Regions from separate parts of the Homo sapiens genome. Here region 2 is linked to region 1. A link is an interaction called in ENCODE POLR2A ChIA-PET data of the cell type or tissue named here. Cell type or tissue: CD4-positive, alpha-beta T cell. All regions are shown on one strand. Region 1 overlaps CD44 (CD44 molecule (IN blood group)). Region 2 overlaps ABTB2 (ankyrin repeat and BTB domain containing 2).

Region 1 (5,000 bases):
CTTTGTCTGAATATTGTGGTTAATTTTGTGCCAACAAGTTACAGGGGTTGCTTGAGGAAAGCTGGCAAGTCCAAGGTGCTCATGAAGCTCTGAGAGTGAAGGGAACAATTTTTCTCTTCTTCAGAGGTTGGCTTTTCTGGCCATGTGAAGCAATGTTTTTAAAGTACAATATAAAGAGTACAGTGTTCAGATCCTGCAGTTAATCCCAGGACTGACTTCCTGCAGTTTCAGTTGTGTGACTGGGACATGTTCCTAACTTCTCTGGCCAGAGCTGCTTCATCTGCTCACCTTCCACATGGTCTAGAGGATTCTATGAAGTACTACGGGCAAAGCACTTTGTCCCTACAACACTCTTGCCCATTGGAGTTAGAGTGTAATTGGGTCCATATGTTTATTTCTGGCATGGATTAATAATTCACTTTTGACATTTAATACAAATCAGGCATCAATTTTTTTTGACACTGCCTTATGGTGGTTTTGTGTTATTCTTTCCATTAGGTTTTATGAGGCTCAGGTGTTAGTAAGCCCACAGAGTGGTGAATTTATAGAACATGAGGCCTGGAAAGGACTTGACAGATCAACTAGAATCCAACCCTCGCATTTTACACATGGAAAAATAGAAGTAAATGGGGGTGAAATACTTTGCCTAGCAGCACATAGTGAATCAGTAATAGAGAGAAGCTAAAATATAATAATCATTTCTATTCTTGGGATACCTTCTGTGAACTAAACATTAAGCTTTAGAAATTACGTGCTAAGTATTGTTCCAGACATTTAACAAGTGCAACTGCCCAAGCTCACGCTGCTGTTAAGTGGCAAGAGGGGAATCAACTGGTGTATGGGTCCTCCCGTCTTGTTCCACTGCCTTTATACCTTCTAAATGACTCTTATCAAAGCCAGACCTCCTCATCTTCATTACACCACACCAAGCATCTGATTATATGGAGGTGATTTTTAGTCTGGGAGGTTTTCAAACCATTGACCGAAAGAAACAACTGCCCTTTTATTCCTCTAGCATGGTGACCAAAAAGCCAACAATTTTTCTCTGAGTATTGTTGAGAACATGATTTTAAGGTTTGGGGTCTTTTTATACATGAGGCCAGATTTGGAAGTAAAGGTGTAGACAAAGAGGCAGCCAGACCTATAGGAAATCCAGATCCCCGTTCTACTGGACAAAATACAATTAGCTCTAAACTTCCCCTGCCTTGTGTAACATTTCAAACCTCAAGAAAGATCTCTTTAGACTGAAGAGAGTGCAGAGAACAGAAATTTCAAGGGAGGAGGCGGGTTGAGGATCGCTACAAGTAGCAATAGAGAAAAATGAAAGAAGATTTGTATAGACCAGAAAGAAAAAAAATGAAGAAAAAGAATTAGACAGAACCTATAAAAATCACAAAAGATAAGTAACGGAGATGGCTTTGCTAGCCAAGTCTAGAAACATTATTAATTCAGTAAGCCATCCAAGTGTTTATTGAGCACCCACTATAATTGGGGAACTGTGCTGACCGCTCAGGGCTATCATGAATATGAAAATGTATAGAGGGTTTGGGCTTTTCCCTAAGGAGCTTTTATGCTCACTGGCAAAAGAAAAGAGATAACCATTACATGGCATCCTTTAAACTTTCTCTTTTTAAATGGAGATGTGTTTGTGAGGTTTTTATGAATTTTCAGGGGGAACAATAGGAGAAAGCAAGTCACTTAAGGGAGTCTACAGGAATGTACCTGACCTCTAATGATATTGTAAAGACAACTAGTCTCACTGCAGAGGATCCACTGCAAAAACAAACTCCTTGACAGGAGATTTCTTCCCCGAACTTTTATCCCCTCTTGTGGGTTACCTGAATTCCCCTCCCCCTCTTGCAGGCAGATGTGGGCCCAGTAACTCACTGGTGGCTGCGGAGCTGACGTCAGCTGGTTTCCTGCAAGATGGTGCTTAGTTAGCTCTGTTAGATTCTGGTTTTTTGACTGGATACTCAGCAGAGGCAACATCTGTGATTGGCATGTAGTAGCTACTCATTTAAAGTGTGCAAAGACTAGAGCTGGGGGCTTGGGCAGAAATGCCCTTCTAAGCCAAACGCAGGAGACCAGGTGTTGGCTGCATGGAATTGTTCATTTCTCCCTGGCACCTTTTTTTTTTTTGAGACCGAGTTTCGCTCTTGTTGCCCAGGCTGGAGTGCAATGGCGTGATCTTGGCTCACTGCAACCTCTGCCTCCCGGGTTCAAGTGATTCTCCTGCCTCAGCCTCCCAAGTAGCTGAGATTACAGGCATGCACCACCATGCCCGGCTAATTTTTTTGTATTTTTAGTAGAGACGGGGTTTCTCCATGTTGGTCAGGCTGGTCTCGAACTCCCGACCTCAGGTCATCCGCCTGCCTCGGCCTCCCAAAGTGCTGGGATTACAGGTGTGAGCCACCTTTCCCAGCCCTCTCCCTGGCATCTTAATGTGCATAATAGTGAACACTTGCAAAGGGGCTTTACTGTTATCGTGCTACTATCTTGGAAAGGAAGTGGAAAAAGATGCTGCCTAGTTCCACGATTGGTGTGTGGATCCTCCTAGAAGTCACTGCAGACCTGTTAAGTGTAAAGAGATGCACTAAAATTGAAAAAAAAAAAAGTTGGGGGAAGGGGGCTGGAATATGGGATGAGTCCTCATTCCCAGGAAAAGGCCTGCATCCCTTCCTGTGGACTGAGCCAGATGTTCCCAGGGGGCCTTGCCTCCTCCCTTCCTGGGTGGCTTTTTTCTCAGTGAGGGGTACCCAGAGGAAACTCTCTTGCTCCCTGATGGGATGGTCACATGCTGGGCCAAATAGAAGCCTGGTCATCTGGTTTAGGCTAGGGCTGGAGAGAAGGGCTATAGTATACTTCCAGCTTTTGCCAAATTCCTTGTGCCCTGGATATGTACAGCCCTACTCCTGACAGCCTCTTTTCTCAGAGTTTCTCTCCCTCCCTCATCCATTCTAGCCGGTGGAGAGAAGACCCTGGAACCAAGGGCCTGTAAGGTGAGGGCAAATATTTTGCTGCTATTTGATTGGCTCATTTCCCAGTCAAAGTTCTAGCTGATGGAGAAACACTAATCAGCCACCTTTACCTTTCATCCAGGTGACAAATAATGAAGTGATAATGAACAAACAACTCAATTCACATCCCTTTCAGCCCTATCCTATCCTAATGAACAAACAACTCAATTCACATCCCTCTCAGCCCTACCCTATCCTCAACTTTCCATCACATGGAAGAGAGTAGAGCTTCTATTCAGAGATCAGAATGAATGAGTCAACTCAGAATATGCATTGGCAGAAGTTTCCATTACAACTTCCTCCTCCTTCATTTTTGCAATTCTAACCCCTTCCTCTGACATCATGTTTAAAAGCTCAGTGGATGTTATGACCTCACCCACAACTAGATTCCCAAATGAAGTTTTTGAAAACAACTACAGTACTTCCAGGTACAATCGTCTGGATTTCTAGGGTGCCTCGATATCTTAATATACCAAGAGAAGCACTCTAACATAGTGACAAAGAGCATGAACTCTGTAGCCAGATGTGAGTTTGAATCCCAGCGCCATCACTTATCAGCTGCATGGCCTTGGGCAAGCTACTTAAATTCTCTGTGCCTCAGTTTCCTCATATGTAAAAGACAGATAATAACAGCACCACCTTCATGAAGTCAGTGTTTGGATTAAACAAGGCAGTATATAGGAAACAATTAGAATGGCGCTGGTACATGGTCAACACTCTGTAAGTGTTTGCTATTATTACTAATAGTGGTGAGGGTTCTCAGAAACATAGAACTTGTGCAAAGATGCAAACAGAAAAAGCGTAAGAGCTCTCAAAAACAAATGAACTTTCAGGCACTGCGAAGGAGACTTGCAATGCCACAACAGCAGATGCTCAAAATGACTGGTCTATGTGAATAATCTCTTCCCTCAACCCCGGAGTTTTGCAATTAACCTTTACTTTTAAAAGCTGAAGACCTGAAAGTTTCTGGGACCTGAGTTTTGCAAATCACCTCCTTGGTGACTCAGTCCCTCCCCACCCACCTGAGATCTGTCTGCCCACACTTGCACTTCGCAGGGACACTTACCTCAGGAGGACACACCCAGGCAGCCAGTGCAACTCAAACTCGGGGAGATCTGGCTCTGTGAGTTTCCATCGTTCCCCACCCCCACAAGACCCACCCCCTCATTCTGTGTTTGTCTCCCTGTCTCTCAGGTCTAGCTGGGCAGACAATCTTTGGGAAGACAAAACCTGCCCCAGTTATGGGTAATTTCTGACATCACAAGCTCTGTGGAGAGGAGACACCGTTTGCCATTGCCAAAGTGGCTCCCCGTCGGATGTCAGGATTCCCTACGGATTTGCCCCCGAAGAAGCTATGGTAGTATCTGGTCAGATGACAGCTTGATAATTGCCCAAAGAGACCGACAGAGAAGGCAAGAATCTCCCGCATCTCCCATATAGTACTTCTACTTCTCTCCTCTGCCACCACCTTCCAGAAGCAGACATGGGGGTTGGAGGAGTGTGGGCCTCTCACCCAAGGATCTCAACCTCGTATCAGTATCTCCAAAATAACTAGAACCCCAAGGTGGCTGCTGCTGGGGAGTGTTTTTGTTTTGAGGCTTAAATTTGGGGTTGGTGTCCTCATCTCACTGGCTCCCACTCCCTTCTCAGCCCAACTATCTAGTAACCCTGTCTTTAGCCAGATGTCCCCAGCGGTCACAGCAGGCAGCCACCAAAGCCGCAAACAAACAGATGGGTGAGCTCACTGTTTGGGGTAGACCAAACATGAGGCCTGTGGTGGGCAGTCAGCCAGCCAAGTCAGCCCTGTCCTGAGCAACACAGCCATCACCATGGTTCTCACTTACACATAAATGTATTTGCACCTTAGCCCATACTGACAGCATGCTTCCATATATATAGATATCATGACTTTTATATTCTAGACATTCATTGCAGTTCAACAGTTATGGGTCAATATTACTGGGATCTGGGCCCACAAAAATG
Region 2 (5,000 bases), 900 kb after region 1:
GAGCTGTGCAGGTCTGTCTGCAACAGGGCAGGGGCCACAGGAGTTGCCGACATGAACAGTGCTCCCTGTCACTCTGAAGGAAGAAGAGAGAAGAATCCCAGGCCTCTAGTGTGTCTTCTGGCCCAGGTGAGGCCTCTGGGCCTGTGGAGATGGCAAGTGACCCAGGGACGGGTGTGAGATGGGAGAAGGGGGTGGAGATTCTCCCAGACTCTCCTGTGCTTTCCACCTGGAGGAGCTGGGGCTTCTGGTGTGGCATAGAGCAGCCTTGCCATCCTCTGGGAGGAGCATTGAGGAGATCACTTGGACTGAGCCTTTCCCAGGTGGAGATGGGGATTTGCTGGAAAACAGAAGAGGGGACCTAGGGGCTAGCACACGTAGGTTTCTCCACCAAGGGCAGCTGCCAAAGCAGCTCTTCCTCCTGGGGGTGGAGGGGTGGAATCGGGCCCTGAGCCATGTGCAGGCCAGGTGACAGCCACCTGGGTTGGGCAGGAGAGGCCCAGGTGTCCAAGCTCCCAGGAGGTCCCCCAGCCTCCTCTGGCCCAGCTGGGAGTCCAGTTGGCCCTGGTACTAGGTTAGGGAGGTCTCTGGTGGTTGCACGTTATAAAAACATGTTTGAGTAGAAGGTGGAAAATAAGACAGGAGAGGATTATTTGAAGTAGGGGAGCCCCAGGGCAGGAGAGCTTCTAAGCCTCAGGAAGGTGCTGGACCAGGACCAGGAGGCTGTCTCCCAATCCCCCTCCTGGCCCCACCCTTCCCCCCATTCTCTCTCCCTGCTCTCCTCTCTTTCAGGCAGGTTGGAGGGTTGGGGGAGTGGCACAGGAGATGCCCTAGCACAGGTTAGGAATCTAGTCTTTCTCTTAGGGTCATGCCCAGCGGTGGTGGGGAGGTCATGATGTCCAGATGGCACTCTCCCCCTGTGACTGAGGAGGGCTGGTTAAGCAGTGGTCATTATCAGCTGCCTGGATGCTCCAAAGACACCTATTCCTAAAGGGAAGTCAGCCCCAAGCCAGGGAAGAGATGGGGCCAGTCCAAAGAAAAGGCTGATAGGAAGTGGGGAGATGCGATGGTTCAGGAAGAGGCTCGTGCATCTGGCCTCCTCGCTGTCACTCCTGCCACGGCTTTCCCAGGCATGGAGTCGTGGGGCTCTGGCCAGCTCTGGTGTGGGGGCTCATGCTGTGTCAGGTGACTTCCTTTCAGCTCAGCCTCATGAACCCCTGGAGCATGAACTCCGAACCACCATCCGGGCCTTGCTGTGAGTTTTGCAGCTTTCATGAAACTCTCCTCTTCCCTGGGATTGCAAGCCCCTGGGTGGAGGGGATGGGAGTGGGGTGGGGCTGACTTTGGCAGCTTAGATCCCTGAGTGCCCTAAACACTGTGACTCCCAGGATGGGACTGGGTGAGGAAAGTCTCCTCCACTGGCTGCAGATTTCCAGTGAGCACAAGAGGAAAACAATACCAGGAATGATTTGGATCTTTTTCTATCGTTCAAGCTCCTGTTTTTTTAGTCTGCGGTGAATCACTCCTCATGTCTCTGTAGATAGCCTCACATTCTGCTTTAGTTGTTTCCTGAGGAACAGTTGTGTCCTCCACTCCATTTTAACTTTCTTTACTGTAATTCCTTATATCTGTGTAGTGCTCTGACTTGAAGAACATACTCACCTTTTTGCATTGCACCTGGTCCCAGCAAATAAAAAAAAGTTCAGGAGTCTTACACAAATGCACGTCAGATAATGAGAGAAAGTAAAGAACCCTCCATGTACTCTCTTATAGCTCAGAGAGTGCGCGGCTTCCCCCAGCATAGCTGACATCCTGCTGGGCATGGCATGGACACCGGTCAACAGTTGGCCCAGGGGAAGGAGGAGGACAGGGTCCCTTTAACAGAGCCAGCCACCCTAGCATTTCACTGGTGCCTGAGACAGTGTCGGGAGCTGTGTTTCTGGCTGTATTTCTCTGTGTGGTCCCCCTTTGGAGATGAGCCCCGCCTCTTCCCCTGGGGCTGTCACTCAGCCAGAGCAGAATCAGTGTCAGCGCTGTCTGAGCAGGCTCCTTGCCTGTCACTAAGGCATGATTCACAGCTGAGTGATGCCCTCTGAAATCAGGGTGCAGAGCCCACGCCCATGGGCAGCCTCACCCGCTCTATTTTGGTGTTGGTTGTCACAGAATATGGGAGGAGCCATTCTCCTTGCCTCTGAGAGGCTCCTCCTACTTCCCCTTTACAACAGCCAGGCCAGCCCCTATTAAGAAGCCAGGGTAGAAGATTTATCTCTTAGCCCACCAGCTTCTACCTGCCAACTCCATGGGTGTAGCCTGAGAGATCAGAAGGAGGAGTAAATATAGGGGTAAAAACACATGTTTGATGGCAGACAGACCTGGATGTGAGTCTTGCTTTGCCTTTAACTAGCTGTGCTTCCTTGGGCAAGTTACTTAACCTCTCTGAACCTCGGTTTTCTCATATGTAAAATGGCAATGATGGTTTCTACCCCCCTAGTTATTCTGAGGATTAAATAGGCAGAAGGTAATTTGCAAAGTGCCTTACACACCTGGTAGGATCTCAGTAATGGCAACTTTAGCTTTATTAGAGGGAGCAGAGCATTTGTAGCCGCAGAAAGAAGTTTGGGGTTGGTGCTCTCTCTCTCAGGGAGGGAAACTTAGTGAAGGCTTCTGAGGATTGGGAGGAATTGCTCTGGAGACTAGAATGATGAAGCGTCTTTCTGCCATGTCTGTTCACTTTCCACATGCATCGCTCCTCTTTCAGGATGAAGTTTTATCTCTGTTTCTGCAGAAAGCTTATCCTAGGGTTTGTTTGAAAAATTGTTGCAGTTGGCCACAACCCTGCCATTTGATGTCAATAAATTCCACTTGTTTTCTCCCATGAGAAACTAAGCTATTTGGGCAAGGAAGGAAGAGATTTCAAGATTCACATTTATCGTCACTTTGTTGAGCAAGTATTTATTGCATATGCACTACATGCCAGACATCTTCATGGGTGCTGGGGATGATTCCCTGGCCCTACAGATTGCAGTCTGGTTGTACTAGAGGACTCTTATGGCCCCTTAAGAAGAACTGGGGAGTCTTCATTTGCCCCTGCTCTTGCACTGAAACCTTCAATGTCTACTTATTGCCAGAAGATACAAGGTCCTTAATGCCTAGATACCCTCAGCCTCCATCTACCTTGCCAGCCTTCCCTCCTCTGTGCTCTTAGAACACCCAGCTCTCCAAGACCCCTGTTCTTTCAGTTCCAAGGCAGCTTGTGCTTTTCTGCCTTGGCTCCTCCCTAGAATCCCAACTCCTATCAATCTTTGCCTGAGTTTCCCAGCTCTATCTTCCAGGACCAGCTCAAGGTGTCACCAGATCCCCAGGGATGCTTTTATAGTCACTGAGCACCATTGGGGTTATTCTGCCAGAGCCATGTAGACCACTCTATACCAGCAAGGTCTCATTTCACAGCCAGGCCACAAGCTTTGTGAGAACAGGACTGTGAACTGGGCTTCTTCAGCCCTCCTGATGTTATAGAGTGATGGATGCTGAAGAAATATTTACTTAGCTAGGCATGGTGGCACATCTGTAGTCCCAGCCACTCAGAAGCTGTGGCAGGAGGATCACTTGAACCCAGGAGTTCAAGGCTGCAGTAAGCTGTGATTACACCACGGCACTCCAGCCTCGGCAACAGAGCAAGACTCTAACAACAAAGAAAAGACATTTCATATATTTACTTAACTGGGACAAAGCTCCGAGTTAGATGTTCAAGTGGGGTAGTGGGGTCAAGCTCAAATGACCTCCCCCTTTCTGGAAGGTCATGAAATGACCTGCCAGGAGGCCTGCCCTCTTGTAAACATTCTAGGCCCTATTGTACTAGAGGATATTCCCCAAGTGCTTTCTACTATTTGAGAAGCCTTGGTGGGGATATTCTTGTCAAAGCTACTTTACGGCTGTTGCTTTTGTAGAACCTGCAGCCAGCTCTGGATATTTTTATGTGAAGCTATTATTTCACCACTTCTTGCCAACTTTTTCATTAATACATATATCGTCCTACACTGACCACAGTTGCAGTTCAGGGCCAGATTCTGAAGCTTGTCCTTAAAGGCATGAGCTTCAGTCATTGATTCAGTGGTGGTCCCATTGACCCCAGCTCCCCTCAAGGCTGCGCATTCACGAGGGTGCAAGTCATGACCACTTGCAAATTCATGTTGCGAGTGTCTTTCATTTTGTTTGTTTGTTTGAGACAGAGTTTCGCTCTTGTTGCCCAGGCTAGAGTGCAATGGCACGATCCCGGCTCACTGCAACCTCTGCCTCCCTGGTTCAAGCGAATCTCTTGCCTCAGCCTCCTGAGTAGCTGGGATTACAGCATGTGCCACCACGCCCGGCTAATTTTGTATTTTTAGTAGAAACAGGGTTTCTCCATTTTGGTCAGGCTGGTCTTGCATTCCCTACCTCAGGTGATCGGCCCGCCTTGGCCTCCCAAAGTGCTGGGATTACAGGCGTGAGCCACCGCGCCCGGCTGTGGTATGCCTTTATGCAGTGTGTGATAGTTTTCCTGTATTTACTAGACATCAGATTGTGACTGCTCCCATAGATTTGGCAGTTGAAATACCCACAACCTCAATGTGTCCTGCTTTGAAAAGTTGTATGTTTGTGTTCACTTATGAAAACCACACTTGTGAACTAATTAACTTGTTTTACGTTCTTAAGGAAGCTGAGGGGAGGGTGTTATGACCACATCAAAGGCCCAAACAGTACCTTTGGTTTTCCTCTGAAGGCAGAATCACCCCTGAAATGGATCAGGCTGTAATCCACTTTACTTTCTGCTTTTTAAATTCCTACTTTCAGTAATAGCCTTCCTGGTTTCTAGGAATGTAGAATGGAAATGAAGTCATAATTAAAGGTAGTAAGGAAGGGTTTTTTTTGTTTGTTTGTTTGTTTGTTTAATAGGAAACTGGTAGTTAACCCTTTAAAAAATGAACAGAGGCCAGGTACAGTGGCTCATACCTAGCACTTTTGGA

The links. Peaks named below come from ENCODE experiments on the same cell type or tissue, not always from the same donor. Only the 100,000 strongest peaks of a DNase experiment are listed, where the experiment ranks them.
Region 2: POLR2A ChIA-PET joins it to region 1 with 6 read pairs; 1 of 35 experiments calls an interaction of 5 or more read pairs at or near these places.

The regions. Positions count from the first base shown.
Region 1 is chr11:35,145,231-35,150,230 of GRCh38, reverse strand. The region is part of intron 1 of CD44 (CD44 molecule (IN blood group)); the gene reads right to left. Among named protein-coding and RNA genes, the nearest start is that of CD44, 8.6 kb to the right of the region's middle. In CD4-positive, alpha-beta T cell, no CTCF peak of the experiment used is centred here; DNase peaks (open chromatin) are centred at 1,890, 3,360, 4,050 and 4,750; H3K4me3 peaks cover 1,305 bases; H3K27ac peaks cover 4,548 bases.
Region 2 is chr11:34,248,349-34,253,348 of GRCh38, reverse strand. The region is part of intron 1 of ABTB2 (ankyrin repeat and BTB domain containing 2); the gene reads left to right. Among named protein-coding and RNA genes, the nearest start is that of ABTB2, 110 kb to the left of the region's middle. RefSeq lists a silencer at 1,873-2,167. In CD4-positive, alpha-beta T cell, no CTCF peak of the experiment used is centred here; DNase peaks (open chromatin) are centred at 2,098 and 4,708; H3K4me3 peaks cover 1,021 bases.